2 separate regions of the Homo sapiens genome follow, and region 1 is linked to region 2. A link is a loop called in an ENCODE intact Hi-C map of the cell type or tissue named here. Cell type or tissue: Panc1. All regions are shown on one strand. Links, peaks and the distances in the headings refer to the core of each region. The heading gives the core; the rest is flanking DNA.

Region 1 (8,844 bases), core at 503-8,502, 50 kb before region 2:
GCAAAAATAGTTGAGGTAAAAAGTAATTCAAGTCTCCCACTGCATGCTATCCAACTTGCCTGTACAATGAACAATTAAATATCTTACCCTGGATACCATTTAGCATGTTGTTCCCAAGGGTCTTCACTGGGCTTCCAATCAGTTAGCCCTCCTCCACAGTGAAAGCACTTTACTTTATCACCTTCACCTACGAAAACACACAGGAATATATGTATTTGTGCAATTAGAAGCTTACACAAAAATATTCATTTAACACCTAAAAATTAAGCACATCTAAAAAACATGAAAATCTCACAGCTTAAAACAAGACATTCAAATTCACATCTAAGTAACAGATATGATTTTTATCCTTTGAGGAAGAAATACACACTAAATTCACTGATTCAATGTGAGGTATTTTTATAGAAGACAAAAATAAAACTGCCCAAGTTTTATGTTAAAAACTAAAATTGTTACTTTCTTTCTTTTTTTGAGACTGAGTCTGGCTCTGTTCCCCAGACCGGAGTGCAATGGCGCAGTCTTGGTTCACTGCAACCTTTGCCTCCTGAGTTCAAGCGATTCTCCTGCCTCAGCCTCTCAAGTAGCTGGGATTACAGGCATGCGCCACCACACCCGGCTAATTTTTTATATCTTTGGTAGAGATGGGGTTTCACCATGTTGGCCAGCCTGATCTTGAACTCCTGACCTCAAGTGATCCACCCGCCTCGGCCTTCCAAAGTGTTGGGATTACAGGCGTAAGCCACTGTACCTGGCATACTTTATTTTCATTTATTTATTTATTTATTTATTTATTTATTTATTAATTATTATTATTTTTTTCTGAGATGGAGTTTTACTCTTGTTGCCCAGGCTGGAGTGCAATGGCGCGATCACGGCTCACTGCAACCTCTGCCTTCTGGGTTCAAGTGATTCTCCTGCCTCAGTCTCCCAAGTAGCTGGGACTACAGGCGCATGCCATCACGCCCAGCTAATTTTTGTATTTTTAGTAGAGACGGGGTTTCACCATGTTGGCCAGGCTGGTCTTGAACTCCTGACTTCAGGTGATCCACCCACCTCAGCCTCCCAAAGTGCTGGGATTATAGGCGGGAGCCACCGCGCCCGGCCATACTTTCTTTTTAGTATGTTATTTGGGCCACCAATATTGTCCTTACTGTTTCAAACTGTGAAATTTTAAAACAAGTTATGTTTCAAGTATTAGTAACATTAAAGTTCTACATAATGAAATTGTAAGTTTCTCTAAGTTTATAGCTACATGACACTAAACAAACCTTCAAGATTACTATATGATGGTACATAAATAAAATCTTTCGAAATAACCAATATTTTATAGGCATTATTCAATCTTAAAATAAATGGGTCAAATATATAATGGTATAACTTTTTAAAATATCTTTAGAAGCAATCACTCCAATGGCCCTTCCTGAAATGTCTACCACAGTCCATTTGAAAGTACTCATATGGCCGGCGCAGTGGCTCATGCCTGTAATCCCAGCACTTTGGGAGGCCAAGGCGGGCGGATCACAAGGTCAGGAGTTCGAGACCAGCCTGGCCATGGTGAAACCCTGTCTCTACTAAAAGTACAAAAATTAGCCAGGCATGGTGCATGCACCTGTAATCCCAGCACTTTGGGAGGCCGAGGCGGGTGGATCACCTGAGGTCAGGAGTTTGAGACCAGCCTGACCAACAGGGAGAGACCCTGTGTCTACTAAAAATACAAAATTAGCCGGGCGTGGTGGCACATGCCTGTAATCCCAGCTACTCAGGAGGCTGAGGCAGGAGAATCGCTTGAACCCGGGAGGTGGAGGTTGTGGTGAGCCTAAATCACGCCATTGCACTCCAGCCTGGATAACAAGAGCGAAACTCTGTCTCAAAAACAAACAAACAAAGCTATTGTGAAGCTTAGAGAAAATGCATGAAGTATATGTATTGAGCACTTATAGTAAGTGCTCAATAAATGATGGTTAATATTACTATTAGACCCATTTTGCTATTGGGGATGTCTACCATCTTTTGCAAGTTATCTACTTCCTAAAAACAATTACATGAAGAGAAGCATGACTCATAATATGGTAGTCTTTTTCACATAAATTCAGTAGTTACATTACAGGTTCAACATAAGAGTTCACGGAATAATACAGATATATATATAATCATGCCAAGTTATACCTAAATATTTACCAGTTCAGGGGGCTAAGGGCATCTATTTACTTTTTATGAGCCCTGGCATACTTGGGAAGCTATTTATTGGTTTTATAATAAAGTTTACCTAAAGCATAAAATCCAGCTCTTGCAAGCTGCTCCTTGTTAACTGAGTATATCCATGTCCCAAAAGTAAAGATCCGTGCTTCATAATCTGCCATGGATGGATTTCTTGGAAGATTTGTTGAATTTGGGAAATTCCTATCAGAACTCACAGCATCAGATTCACTTCGAATATTAAGATTCCGGCCCAAAACAAAGAAGCAATTAGGAAAGTGTCGCCTGTGTTCTGACCAGGCACGATCACAAGGTTCCCAATTTTTCAGTTTTCCACCACAACAAAAGCACTGCACTTGGTCACCAATACCTGTGTAGTAGAGTCCAGCACTTGCTAACTCTCTTGGGGTTAGGTGAGCATAGTCTGGCCAGTTCTGAAAGGACTTTAATCTAGCTTCTTCACTATACATGGCAGGGTTCCTCGGGTATATGGTGTCTGATATATCTACAACCTGCCCAGTTCTCAAAAGATAGTCTGCATGTGTCTCAGATGGCCTGTCTAAGGCAAAATGATCTCTGCTTCCCAGATAGTTTTCAACTTTGTACTGACCATTCTGGATACCAGAATTTGTAGACTGCGTGGCACTATTTTCAAGATAAAAGCCGTTGATAAATCTGCAATTTGGGGATACTTTCCTGTGTCTTCCAACTGCTGAGTCTCCATATTGCCATCTATCTACAGCTGCATGACAACTAAAGCACCGCACGGTATCTCCTTCACCAGTATAAAGAAACCCTGCTCGTGCCAGTGTTGATGCTGAAACAGGACTACCACTTGGAAAATTAGCAAAAGTTTTTAATCTATTAAACTCTTCTACAAATTCTTCTTCCTTATTGATGTCTGCAGGTACACAAGTTTTAGATCCTTCAAAACTGTTAAAAGTCATCTTCTCTTGAAAATAGGACTTGTCCACCTTTTCTAAAAAGAGAACATTATATTAGGAAATCCAAAATGTGAAACACAAGCAACAGACTTTTGTTATAGGAGCTAACAAATTATCCACTTATGACATAAAAATAACTACACGACCGCTAAGAAACATTCTAATTCTAAATACTAGAGTTCGACATTACCACATCATTCAAGTCATAAAGTAAAATCTAGCATTTTTGTTTTCTCTTTTTGAGGAAAGTAATATTTAAGCAGGCAGAATAAAACTAATAATTTTTAAATGCTTATTTTACATAAATATGTAAACTGTGATGCAGAATATATTATAATTATTAACCATGTCAAATCATTAATTAGGAAAAACATGAAAGCATAAAATATGCAGATTATTAAAATCTATGCATAATTGTTATAATGAATCATTATATATTCAAGGCATCAAAGTTGTTTTTACAAGTTAAAAAATGTTCAGAATGTTAATGAATTAATTTTTAATATCTCTTTGCTTAGCAAAATATGTTTTAATCATAATATTGGTTCCAATGTGTTCTTTAAGAGTATGAAATATTTCTGATTTTCATGCATGAATGAGAGCCCTTTTTTTGTTGTAACTGGATAATTACAGATATATATGTAACACTGCCCTCTAGAGGGTGGCTCAGGAAAAATTCTAAGTACCTGCAAACCTTAATTGCTGTTACTTTTTTTTTTTTGCCCATGACATACATGTGCCCTGCAGTTACTTTTGCTATTAACTTCCCTTGGTCAAGTAACAATCTGTTCAAATGGAAGATAAGTATTGCTGCAGTCTTATTAGAGCTGCCAAATTACAGCTGGTAATTTTAACCCAGATAAAATACTAAAAGGAACCCGTTAGGTTATGAGAAGGGTATCAATTATTAGAAAGATAATTTATCCTCCAAACCTGGACACTTCTCAAAGTGAAAAATTACACTAGTAATAATCACACTGGGACAACAGGCATAAATCAGGGTTGCCCCAGGCAAACTAGAGTATATGGTAACCCTAGTTATGAGGCAAACCTGGTTCTCCAGAATCTCCCACATTGCCTGATAACATGCTCAATATAAACTTGTCAAAGGCAAAATAAGAGAATGGTAACAATGACTCTGTCTCTATATTATGCGTGCATTAATTGATTTTTTTTTTTTTTGAGATGGAGTTTTGCTCTTGCTGCCCAGGCTGGAGTGCAATGGTGTGATACTGGTTCATGCGACCTCCGCCTCCCAGGTTCAAGCAATTATCCTGCCTCAGCCTCTCAAGTAGCTGGGATTACAGGCATGCGCCACCATGCCCGGCTAATTTTGTATTTTTTAGTAGAGACGGGGTTTCTCCAGGTTGGTCAGGCTGGTCTTGAACTCCTGACCTCAGGTGATCTGCCCGCCTCGGCCTTCCAAAATGCTGGGATTACAGGCGTGAGCCACCGCGCCCTGCCATTAATTGATTTCTTGAGAAGAATTAGCCAGCTCTTTTGCCTTTATGTTGACACAATATGCCTTAAAATTTAATCTCTTTTGGAGTAATGTTCAACACAAAGCAAGCTGGCAATGGACTTCAGTCTTTCCTGGCCATGTCAATTTATAGTGGTATTAACTCATATACCTCAACAGCTGAGTTATATCTGCATAAAACTTTTGGAATATAGTCTCCATGACTTTTGATGAATTATCATTTCCTATATGTCTGAAAACATTCCAACATTAGCTTCAAGGCCCTTTGTTGAATCAGCACAATAAACTGGATGACAAAAATCAAGATTCAAAGAAACCAAGGCTGATCAAACTCCTTGTTCTACTCTTTCCCCCCTTCTCACTCTGCACTTGACTAGTCTTAAAAAAAACAGCCGGGCATGGTGGTTCACACCTGTAATCCCAGCACTTTGGGAGGCCGAGGTGGGCAAATCACCTGAGGTCGGGAGTTTGAGACCGGCCTGACCAACAGGGAGAAACCCTGTCTCTACTAAAAACACAAAATTAGCTGGGCGTGGTGGAGCATGCCTGTAATCCCAGCTACTTGGGAGACTGAGGCAGGAGAATCGCTTGAACCCGGGAGGCAGAGGTTGCAGTGAGCTGAGATCGCGCCACTGCACTCCAGCCTGGGCAACAAGAGTGAAACTCTGTCTCAAAAAAAAAAAAAAAAAGAAAAGAAAAGAAAAGAAAAAAACCAAGGCTACCTGATAGGCTAATGAGATAAAATTTAATAGGGATAAGTATAAAGTCTTACATCTGGTTTTTAAAAAATATCTGGTGCATAGGCCGGACACGGTGACTCATGCCTGTAATCTCAGCACTTTGGGAGGCCAAGGTGGCCGGATAACTTGAGGTCAGGAGTTCGAGACCAGCCTGACCAACATGGTGAAACCCCCACCTCTACTAAAAATACAAAAATTAGCCAGGCGTGGTGGCAGGTACCTGTAATCCCAGCTACTCGGAAGGCTGAAACAGAAGAATGCCTTGAACCCGGGGAGCGGAGGTTGCAGTGAGCCAAGATCATGCCACTGCACTCCATCCTGGGCGACAGAGCGAGGCTCCATCTCAAAAAAGGCCGGGCGTGATGGCTCACGCCTGTAATCCCAGCACTCTGGGAGGCTGAGGAGGGTGGGTCACCTGAGGTCAGGAGTTCGAGACCAGCCTGACCAAAATGGAGAAACCCCGTCTCTACTAAAAAAAAATAAAAAAGAAAGAAAGAAAATTAGCCAGGCATGATGGCGGATGCCTGTAATCCCAGCTACTTGGGAGGCTGAGGCAGGAGAATTGCTTGAACCCAGGAAGTGGAGGTTGCAGTGAGCTGAGATCGTGCCACTGCACCCCAGCCTGGGCGACAGAGCGAGCGTCTCAAAAAACAAACAAAAAAAATCTGTTGCATAACTAAAAGAAGATTGAGACTTAGTTTAAGAAGAAATCACTTAAAGGCAATCCTCCAGATTAAAACCTTGGGATTTTATTTAATTACAAATTCATCATAAGCCAACATTACAAGTCGACTAAAAAACTTACAGCAACTTCAGACTGCATTAGTGTCCAGATGTGCAACATCCAGATCCAATTCAGCTACCAAGGGATATTATTTCCAGTTCCAAATACATTTTGGAAGGGACATTAACAAAGTTTAACATCCTTAGGGAGCAATCGGGATGATAAAAATGATACCATATGAGAAATAGTTGGAATAGCGAAGGATATTTATCTCAAAGGGTGGAAAAACTGTGAGGGGAAGGGTAGAGAGGATAGACTAACTACCTTAAGATATCTAAAAGATTATCATGTAGAAAACAGATCCAAATTTTATATAGCTTGAGGGCAGAATTAAGGTCATTAAATACAACTGTAAATAGTAGATTTTAACCCAAGGATGGGCTTTATAACAATCGATGGTAGCACCAAATGGATTGGGTTGCCTTGTAGATTATGAGTTCCTCCTATCACTTAAAGGAACTTCAGCATGGACTGGGAGACTGGGTTAAACCTTTCCAAGTCTATAATTATCCTGAAGAATTAATGCTCAGTATAATTCAAAACACATGAGAATTGCCTTCCCTGAGGTGTTAAATTTTATTTCAAGTCAATCAAAATAGATGTAAGTGGCCAGGCACAGTGGCTCACGCCTGTAATCCCAACACTTTGGGAGGCTGAGGTGGGTGGATCACTTGAGGTCAGGAGTTCAAGACCAGCCTGGCCAACATGGTGAAACCCCATCTCTACCAAAAACTACAAAAATTAGCCGGGTGTGGTGGCACATGCCTATAATCCCAGCTACTTGGGAGGCCAAGGGACGAGAATCACCTGAACCTGGGAGGTGGAGGGTGCAATGAGCCAAGACTGCCACTGCACTCCAGCCTGGGTGATAGAGTGAGACTCTGTCTCAAAAAAAAAAAAAAAAATAGAAGTATAAAATCAAAGATATTCTCATTTCACAATTTTGTGTAGTTCAAGTAGTCACCCTATTTCAGAAAATATTAGATAAAACCATCATTCAACATGAGCAGGAGAATCTCAATTTGAAGCTTTTGAGTGGAGATCTTATCTTCCCAGAGGTTGTTTCCATGCTAATAGTTCAGATTTCACTGTTTTGAAAAGTAAATATTTATTTAGAAGCACTCAAGTGAACAATATATACACATTAGCAGAGTGTGAGCTTTTTGAGAAGGAGGAAAACCAGAATTACCAGAGTTTAAGAGTGAAAGGTGGAAGGATGACTGATGAAAGACAGAAACCTTGGGTTTGGAGGAAGGCACCAAACAAAAAGGGTAAGATAGGGTAAAAAAATATAGGATCTAAGTGAAATGGAGGTGGGGAAAATGATACCACAGAAAACAAGTATATATGGAGCAGATGAATTGAGAATATAGAAGAAAATAGGGTATGAATATTAGACAAGGGTGACAAAAAGGTTTTTGAAGTGAAAAGGTGTGGGTGCAATAAAGTATGCTGGGATAATTTAAGGCTTCTCTGTGAAAGCATCTTCAGGCTTTGTACTGGGTAAGTGGAAAGGCAGGAAGGCACGGAAAGAGAAAAATGTCAAAGAAAGCTTTTGGTATAAAGGGGCTGGGAAGTCAGGAATCTTAAGGGTAACAGTAGTTGGGAAAATAGCACTATGGAAGCAAAAAATGGGACAAAAAGGACCAGCAAGCAATGGTGCATGTTTAAATGAAGGGTTTGGGAGATTCTACAATGGTGATATGTAAGGTTTTACAGTATACATGTATGTACATACATTTAGTCCAGTCAACTGCGTAAAGAGAGCCACCAGGAGGTGCCAAGGAGAGGAGGTTGACAGCTAATCTAGCGAGAATGTGGGAATGTGGAGGTGGGGGATACAGAGACAAAGGCACATACAAAACCCTGGTGTCTGTATACGACACAAAAGTTTCTATTTCTCCCTTTTTTTTTTTTTTTTTTTGAAACAGAGTTTTGCTCTTATGGCCCAGGCTGGAGTGAAATGGCGTGATCTCAACTCACTGCAACCTCCGCCTCCCAGGTCCAAGCCATTCTCCTGTCTCAGCCTCCCAAGTAGCTGGGATTACAGGCGCCCGCCACCACGCCTGGCTAATTTTTTTATTTTTAGAAGAGATGGGGTTTCAACATGTTGGCCAGGCTGGAATTGAACTGCTGATCTCAGGTGATCCACCTGCCTCGAACTCCCAAAGTGCTGGGATAACAGGTGTGAACCACTGTGCCAGGCTGCTTTTTTTTTTTTTATTAGGGTTTTCTTTCTTTTTTTTTTTTGAGACAGAGTTTCACTCTTGTTGCCCAGGCTGGAGTGCAATGGCACGACCTCGGTTCACCACAACCTCCGCCTCTTGAGCTCAAGTGATTCTCCCACCTCAGCCTCCTGAGTGGCTGGGATTACAGGCACCCACCACCACACCCGGCAATTTTGTATTTTTAGTAGAGACAGGGTTCCTCTATGTTGGCCAGGCTGGTCTTGAACTCCTGACCTCAGGTGATCCGCCCGCCTCGGCCTCCCAAAGTGCTGGGATTATAGGCATGAGCCACCGCGCCCAGCCTTAAGGTTTTCTTTTTTGAGACGGAGTCTTGCTCTGTCGCCCAGGCTGGAGTGCAGTGGCGCAATCTCGGCTCACTGCAACCTCCGCCTCCCGGGTTCAAGGGAGTCTCCTGTCTCAGCCTCCCAAGTAGCTGGGACTACAGGCACGTGCCACCACACCCAGCTAATTT
Region 2 (8,844 bases), core at 248-8,247:
TGGGCCTGGGGTGGCACATGCCTGTAATCCCGGCTACTCAGGAGGCTGAGGCAGGAGAATCGCTTGAACCTGGGAGGCGGAGGTCGCGGTGAGCCAAGATTGTGCCTTTGCACTCCAGCCTGGGCAACAAGAGCGAAACTCTGTCTCAAATAAATAAATAAATAAATAAATAAATAAATAAAAATAAAAAAAACTAGCCCGGCATGGTAGTGGGTGCTTGTAATCCCAGCTACTCAGGAAGCTGAGGCAGGAGAATCACTTGAACCTGGGAGGCAGATGTTGCAGTGAGCCGAGATCGCCCCATTGCACTCCAGCCTGGGTGATAGAGTAAGACACCATCTCAAAAAAAAAAAAAAAAAAAAGCAAGAAAGAAAAAAAAGAAATGAGTTATGAAACCATGAAAAGACATATAGGAACTTTTTTTTTTTTTTGAGTCGGAGTTTCACTCTTGTTGCCCAGGCTGGAGTGCAATGGCGCGATCTCGGCTCACTGCAACTTCCGCCTCTCGGATTCAAGTGATTCTCCTGCCTCAGCCTCCCAAGTACCAGGGATGACAGGCATGCGCCATCATGCCCAGCTAATTTTGTACTTTTAGTGGAGACAGGGTATCTCCATGTTGGTCAGGCTGGTCTCAAACTCCTAGCTTCAGGTGATCTGCCCGCCTTGGCCTCCCAAAGTACTGGGATTACCGGCATGAGCCACCAAGCCCGGGCTAGATATGTAGGAACTTTAAATGCGTATTACTCACTGAAAAAAGCCAATCTGAAAAGTCTACATAAGGTATGTTTCCAACTATGTGACATTCTGGAAGAGGCAAAACTATGGAGATAGTGAAAAGTTCAGTGGTGATCAATGGTTAGGAAGGAGAGAGACAGGGATGAATAAGCAGAGCACAGAGGATTTTTAGAGCAGTGAGACTATTTTGTATGATACTGTAATGGTGGATACATGCCATTATTCATTTGTCCAAACTCATAGAATATACAACACAAGGCCGGGCGAGGTGGCTCATGCCTGTAATCCCAGCACTTTGGGAGGCCGAGGCGGGCAAATTGCTTGAGGCTAGGAGTTCGAGACCAACCTGGCAAACATGGCAAAACCTCGCCTCTACTAAAAATACAAAAATTAGCCAGGCGTTGTGGCGGGCGCCTGTAATCCCAGCTACTTGGGAGGCTGAGTCAGGAGACAGGAGAATCGCTTGAACCTGGGAGGCGTGGATTTCAGTGAGTCGGGATCGTGCCATTGCACTCCAGCCTGGGCAACAGAGAAACTCCATCTCAAAAAAAAAAAAAAAAAAAAAAAGAATATACAACACAAACGTGAACCCTCATTTAGTGTCAGAAACAGCAACAGCCTCCTGTAGGAAGGAGTAATCAGACGTTGTCAATGGAACCAACTGTATTGTCTTTTTGTTTTGTTTTGGGCTTGGTTTTTTGTTTTTTTGTAGAAATGGGGTCTCACTATGTTACCCATGCTGGTCTTGGAGGCCTAGGCTCAAGTGACCCTCCTGCCTTGCCCTCCCAAAGTGCTGGGATTATAGGTATGAGCCTCTGTGCCTGGCCCCAGCTATCTTCTTCACCTGTCATGCTTTGGACTCAATCACATTTTGGTTGTGTGGACTGGTTTAAGGGTTGTCAAGCTCACACATAAGACAAGGCAAGGGCCGGCCGGGCGTGGTGGCTCACGCCTGTAATCCCAGCACTTTGGGAGGCCAAGGCGGGTGGATCACAAGGTCAAAAGACCATCCTGGCCAACATGGAGAAACCTTGTCTCTACTAAAAAAAATTAGCCGGGTGTGATTGCACGTGCCTGTATAGTCCCAGCTACAGGAGTTCGAGACCAGCTTGGCCAACATGGAGAAACCTCGTCTCTACCAAAAAAAAAATTAGCCGGGTGTGGTTGCACGCACCTGTATAGTCCCAGCGACAGGAGTTCGAGACCAGCCTGGCCAACATGGTGAAACCTCGTCTCTACTAAAAAAATATGAAAATTAGCTGGGTGTGGTGGCGTACTATGCCTGCAATCCCAGCTACTCAGGAGGCTGAGGCAGGAGAATCGCTTGAACCCGGGAGGCGGAGATTGCAGTGAGCCAAGATCACCCCACTGTACTCCAGCCTGGCAACAGAGGGAGACTCTGTCTCAAAGAAAAAAAAGGCAAGGCAAGGGCCAAGAGCTGACTAATTTGGTTGGTAAAGAAACAATGAGTCATTCTAGATTTAGACATTTTATTACTTAGACAGCAAAAAGAAGACTAAACCTAGGTGAGAGCTCCCTGTGAATCATTGTCCCCAACACTAAAAATACAACACTGGCTGGGCACGGTGGCTCATGCCTATAATCCCAGTGCTTTGGGAGGCTAAGGCTGCAAGATCACTTGAGCCCAGGAGTTCAAGAACAACCTGTGCAACATAGTGAGACACCGTCACTACAAAAAATAAAATAAAAATTAGCTAGGCATGGTGGCAGGCACCTGTGGTTCCAACTGCTCAGGAGGCTAAGGCAGAAGGACTGCTTGAGCCCAGGATTTCAAGGCTTCAGTAAGCTGTGATTGCGCCATTGCATTTCCAATCTGGGCAACAGAGTGAGAATCTGTCTCAAAAACAAACAAAAAAACATGACAATGAAGCAAAAAGGGGCCAGATGACTGCAATGTGTGTTGTGGGACATTGTATTTGGGAGGAGTCCCTTCACAGCTACCACTTGGAGGTTTTATGTTCTGCAGCTTTATAGTATGCAGGATATATATTTATATAAATTTATATTTAATATTTATACAATGTGCATTTTATAAATTTTTATTTATGTATTATATTTAAAAGCAGTTTTATATTATGTGGGAGTGAGGCAGAAAGCTCCATTCCTCATCAGAGCCTGAGAGCCGATGGGAAATTGTCTCATGACAGCCTCCCATGGGAGAGTTGAGAGGTGGGACATGGCCTTGTAGGCTCAGGCCTCTTGTGATTGATCAGGCAATGACCTGGATTGGTCATTATTTGGAAGAAATCCAAGTTCAGACTTTTCAGGTAACTGGCTGTAAATTCCTAGAATCCTTATGTTGTCCTAGAAATTGCTTCACTTCCCTTAACCATTTCTTGCTAAGAGTGAGGAGGAATTAGCGGTAGTTCATTAGTTCATAAATTTAGCCTTTACGTGAATTGCAATATGCTTTAATTTTTTTTTTTTTGAGACAAAGTCTCACTCTGTCACCGAGGCTGGAGTGCAGTGGCGTGACCTTGGCTCACCACAACCTCCGCCTCCCGGGTTCAAGCGATTCTCCTGCCTCAGTCTCCTGAGTAGCTGGGATTGCAGGCATAGCACACCACCACACCCAGCTAATTTTCGTATTTTTTTAGTAGAGAAGGGGTTTCACCATGTTGGCCAGGCTGGTCTCAAACTCCTGACCTCAAGTGATCCACCCTCCTTGGCCTCCCAAATTGCTGGGATTACAGGCGTGAGCCATGGCGCCTGGCCTCCTTCTGGTTTTCTTTAGAAATTCCTGAGCAAAGATCTGTTCTGTGTGAAGTAAAGAGCTCTTAACCGGTGGATGGGCCTAACTCAGTTACAGCCAGGTTTCTGCCCAAAGAGAGCAGACTGAGTCAACAATCCTGCTTCAGGATGGTGTCCGAACAAGGCTTACTCCTGTTTGGGTATGCCACATGTTACTAGACATTAGGACAAATTAAGACTAACATTCAAAAAGTCAATAACCCACAGGAAGCCTGTGGACTACTTTAAAAATACTTTTTGGAAGCCTGAAAAAAATGTATGCCAATGATAAAAAATACTATGCACTTGGGAAATAAAACCTGCAGCTTGGTGAACTAGCAAAGTGAAAGAGGCTATTGTAAGTGGGGGAAAAGTGTCTCTCAAAAAATGGAAATATAGTTTCTAATGGGGAGAACAGGGAAGTCTGGAAAAGATGGAAGCTCATATATAAAGTAGAAATTACATGGGCCAAAAATGAATGATGAGTTCTTTGCCAGGGACTCTAAAGCTCCTCTCTGAAATATATCCAAGAGAAAGCCAGCTAGAGAATCAGTGGGATTACAAGGATTAAAAAGGGATTTGACCTGTGGCAGGAGCCTGGGAGGTGGGGGTTTCAGGTTGCTGGTGGCTTAAATGAAAGGGCTTTGGCACAGCTTTTGGTGAGGCCCTGGAGAGGTGACTGAGTAAGAAAAGTTTTATCTTTTCCTCTCTCTAAATCTCTTCTTTCCTCCTCCTATTTCATTCTCTCCCTGGCTTTTTCCTGATTCCACTTTTTTGCTCTTCTTTGCCTTGAACGTTCTTTTTCTGTTTTTCCTTGACCTTATCTTGGACATTTCCAAATTTCCATGTCTAGGGAGACTGCACAACTGGGTTTAGTCTGTAGGCAGGCAAGTTCTCACCTAAAATAGGTACTAAGATATTTCTGGGCTGGGTGAGGTGCCTCACGCCTGTCATCCCAGCACTTTGAGAGGCCGAGGCGGGTGGATCACCTGAGGTCAGGAGTTCGAGACCAGCTTGGCCAACATGGCGAACCCCCCCGCCCCCGTCTCTACTAAAAAATACAAAAAAATTAGCTGGGCATGGTGGCACACGCCTGAAGTCCCAGCTACTCGGAAGGCTGACACAGGAGAATCGCTTGAATCTGGGAGGCGGAGGTTGCAATGAGCCGAGATCACGCCATTGCACTCCAGCCTGGGCAACAAGAGCGAAACTCCATCTCAAAAAAAAATCGGTGCTGATATTTGTGCACCTAAGTAGCTCAGAACAGCAGTAGGTGAAGGGTAAATCGTCGCACCAAGATCCTTTGCTCTTTCCTCTAGTGTTGGAGAGGATAGACAACCTGGACACCCTTCACCTGGTAGGGTTTGGCTAGGGGAGGCTGACACCTGGTGGTCATATTTGGGAGGTGCAGAGAATTCATAATAGCCCCATGCCTTTACCATTTACTGACCATGTATACATTGAGCTATTTGCTGTACATTAATGCTCTCATTTAAAACTCAAAACAATGTTACCCTGTGGAGTGGGTATCATTACCTCTACTTGATATTTGGATGATTTATGTTAAACAGTTATAAACTAATTTGAGCAATGGGATAATGTCTTCTTTTCTTTCTCCTTTGTCCTCAGCTTCTGGGACAGTACCTAGCATGTAGTAGGCTCTCAGGAAATATTTGATGAAATATTGTTTTATTTATCAACATCATGGAACTTTAATTCAATGTCATCCCTTTGTAATAGAGCTGATTTGAATACATTCTTGCTAGATAAGCCTAGACTGTCTGCTGCAACTCTTGCTTAAACACCTTTCCCAGACAATTCCCCATATAAGATACTTAGATATCTAGTCAGCTGCTGAAAAAAAATTCAGATTTTTTTTTAGAACTGACACCATCCTCGATTCTCTATACCGGACACCACAAGGCTGAGTCTCTGTTCAAATGCAGTGCTTTTATAATGAGAAACCACCAAGAAACCAGAAGGTTAAGTCAGCAAAGGCTGTTCAAATGCTGCCATCTTAGACTCCCCAACCTAGACATTAAGTGCCCAAGATGGATGTTTATTGATAAGAACACTGAAGTCATCCAGGTTGATGGCCAATTTAGTAGAGGAAGACTGTGATACAGGTGGCAATATATCCAGTGAGAGGCTGGCCAGTAGGTTGTTAGATGACTGCAATGAAGAAGAAAAACTGGGTGACATGAACTTCAAAGACGCAATGTTGGAAGAGTTACAGCTTAGAAATAGTGACAGAGTAGTAAGAGCATACCAACCCTACCTCTGGGTCTTTTTTTTTTTTTTTTTTGACAGAGTCTCGCTCTGTTGCCCAGACTGGAGTGCAGTGGTGCAATCTCAGCTCACTGCAGCCTCCACCTCCCAGGTTCAAGTGATTCCCCTGCTTCAGACTCCCGAGTAGCTGGGACTACAGGCATAAGCCATGATGCCTGGCTAATTTTTGTATTTTTAGTAGAGACGGGGTTTCGCCATTTTGGCTAGGCTGGTCTCAAACTGATCTCAAGAGATCCGCCTGCCTTCGCCTCCCAAAGTGCTGGGATTATGGGCGTGAACCACCACGCCCGCCTTCTGGGTCTTGTAATATGTAGAAAATGAATAAATGTGTGGCCTCCCCTGGAGGGAGATGCAGGGCAGTGGTGTCTTGAGGAGAGAGCAATGTTTCATTTAGAGCTAGAAAGTGGGAACGTTTCCATGGAAAGGAGTTTGTCTATCTTTGAATGAGAATTCCCTATGGTGCAGTGGAAAAATCTGAGAGGGAGAGGTGCATTGTGGATTTGTGTTGGGGAGGAAACAGAACAGTGTGGAGATGAAAGGAAGGGAAAGGATAGATGATCCGAGGGGCTTCTCTCAGCCAGTGACCAAATGTGATAGAACGTAAAGAAGAGTGTGGTATGCTTTCCTCAAAGCTGAGGCAAGGGCAGCTGTGGTGGGAGATGGGACATTTGGAGCCATTATTTTGAAACTTATCAGGGAGGGGTCTGGAGTCATCAGGATAGGAATGGTGGTTGCAAAGATAAAATCAAAGCCATCTGGCCGGGCATGGTGGCTCATGCCTGTAATCCCAGCACCTAAGGTGGATTACCTGAGGTCAGGAGTTTGAGACCAGCCTGGCCAACATGGCGAAACCCCATCTCTACTAAAAATACAAAAATTAGCCAGGTGTGGTGGCGGGCACCTGTAATCCCAGCTACTCGGGAGGCTGAGGTAGTTGAATCGCTTGAACTCTGGAGGTGGAGGTTGCAGTGAGCCGAGATCACGCCATTGCACTCCAGCCTAGGTGACAAAAGTGAAACTCCGTCTCAAAAAAAAAGGTCTGTTCTTCTTGAGACCATGGACTGACTATGTCTGTCTCTCAGATGCCTCTTTATTTCTGTCTCTGTCTAGTTGATATTTTTTCACAATTGGAGAAAATGAAGTGAAGCAGAAAACTTCCAGAGAAAGGTTGAGATGGATAAGAGAGGAATTAGGGAAGCTTATGTTGGATGGGCTCATTCTTTCCCACATTATGGAAGGCATGACCATTGGCTGAAAGCAAAGGGGTAATTCATGCTTCATAAGGTTGTGAGCATTCAATGAGATAGGGATGTGATGCATTTAGTATAGTGTGTGTCTCAATATATAGGAGTTTTAAAAAGCTCCAGTGGGCCAGGCGCGGTGGCTCGTGCCTGTAATCTCAGCACTTTGGGAGGCCGAGGCGGGTGGATCACCTGAGGTCAGGAGTTCCAGAGCAGCCTGACCAACATGGAGAAACCTTGTCTCTACTAAAAATACAAAATTAGCCGGGTGCGGTGGCACATGCCTGTAATCCTAGTTACTTGGGAGACTGAGGCAGGAGAATCGCTTGAACCCGGGAGGCGGAGGTTGCAGTGAGCCAAGATCACGTCACTGCACTCCAGCCTGGGCAACAAGAGCGAAACTCCGTCTCAAAAAAATAAAATTAAATTAAAAAAAAGCTCCCGGTGGGGCCAGGTGCGGTGGCTCACGCCTCTAATCCCAGCACTTTGGGAGGCTGAGGGGAGCGGATCACAAGGTCTGGAGTTCAAGACCAGCCTGACCGACATGGTGAAACCCCATCTCTACTAAAAATACAAAAAAAATTAGCTGGGAGTGGTGGCCCGCGTCTGTTATTCCAGCTACTTGGGAGGCTGAGGCAGGAGAATCGCTTGAACCTGGGAGGCGGAGGTTGCAGTGAACCGAGATCGTGCCACTGCACTCCAGCCTGGCGACAGAGTGAGACTCTGCCTCAAAAAAAAAAAAAAAAAAAAAAAAAGCTCCTGGCGGAGAAGTCAGTCCTGACTTAGCATGGAAGTAGTCATGGCAACCGACAAGGGTTGGGCAAGGTTCAGTAACTGGAAAATGGTGTGGGTGGAGTAGATGGTGCGGCGTGTGGCGTGGGGCACTCAGCAAGGGATGAGTGAACAAACAGGAACTGAGATCTGAGCAAAGAGTAACCAGTAAGCTACAAAAGTTCAAGGAATACATTCAAGTTCCATCATGCATATAACCTTAAGCTGTGGGTTTTAAGTGATGCATGGATCCTGGCAAACCATTTGCTATCCTGGCAAACCATTTGCTAGCTAGGAGGCTGCCTTAGACCCAAAGGCTATTCCTTTCCAGAGTTGGATGTTAAGGGTTATCCATTGAGAAACTGACTTTGTATGGAATCCAGGCAGTATGATTAGAATTTCTTTCTTTTTGAAACAGAGTCTCACTCTTGCCCAGGCTAGAGTGCAGTGGCATGATCTCAGCTCACTGCAACCTCCGCCTCCGGGGTTCAAGCGATTCTCCTGCCTCTGCCTCCCATGTAGCTGGGATTACAGGTGAGTGCCACCACGCCCGGCTAATTTTTGTATTTTCAGTAGAGACGGAGTTTTGCCATGTTTGCCAGGCTGGTCTTGAACTCCTGACCTCAGGTGATCCACCCGCCTCGGCCTCCCAAAGTGCTGGGATTACAGGTGTGAACCACCAGGCCTGGCCTGATTAGAATTTCTTTCATAACACTTAGTAGGTAGGAAGATAGCCAGGCACTGTGGTGCACTCATGTAGTCCCAGCAATTCTGGAAGCTGAGGCGGAAGGATCACTTGAGCCCAGGAGTTAGAGGCTGCAGTGAGCTATGATTGTACCTGTGAATGGCCACCGTCCTCCAGCCTGGGCAACATAGGGAGACCTAATCTCCTAAAAAAAGAAAAAGTAGGTAGGAAGATGGAGGAGAGAAATTGGGATGGGGTGGAAGACTGTCAAAAAGGAAAGTGAATGAGATAATTTAGGATAGTAGAAGCCATATTGTTGAAGTGTTTGATAATGAGATGAAGCCAAAAGAGGGAAAGCATTTTGAAGGATAA

The links. Peaks named below come from ENCODE experiments on the same cell type or tissue, not always from the same donor. Only the 100,000 strongest peaks of a DNase experiment are listed, where the experiment ranks them.
Region 1: it touches region 2 in a loop (6-fold over the local background); 30 of 110 quality-filtered maps call a loop at or near these places.

Annotation. Positions count from the first base shown.
Region 1 is chrX:123,879,962-123,888,805 of GRCh38, reverse strand. It overlaps XIAP (X-linked inhibitor of apoptosis), which reads right to left. Exons shown (of 7, transcript NM_001167.4): 2 at 2,267-3,175; 3 at 88-187. The coding sequence starts at 3,143. Among named protein-coding and RNA genes, the nearest start is that of XIAP, 24 kb to the right of the region's middle. In Panc1, for the core only: no CTCF peak of the experiment used is centred there; a DNase peak (open chromatin) is centred at 3,825.
Region 2 is chrX:123,829,572-123,838,415 of GRCh38, reverse strand. No RefSeq gene overlaps it. Among named protein-coding and RNA genes, the nearest start is that of XIAP, 26 kb to the left of the region's middle. In Panc1, for the core only: a CTCF peak has its summit at 4,869 (motif pointing left); DNase peaks (open chromatin) are centred at 2,313 and 4,875; H3K27ac peaks cover 360 bases.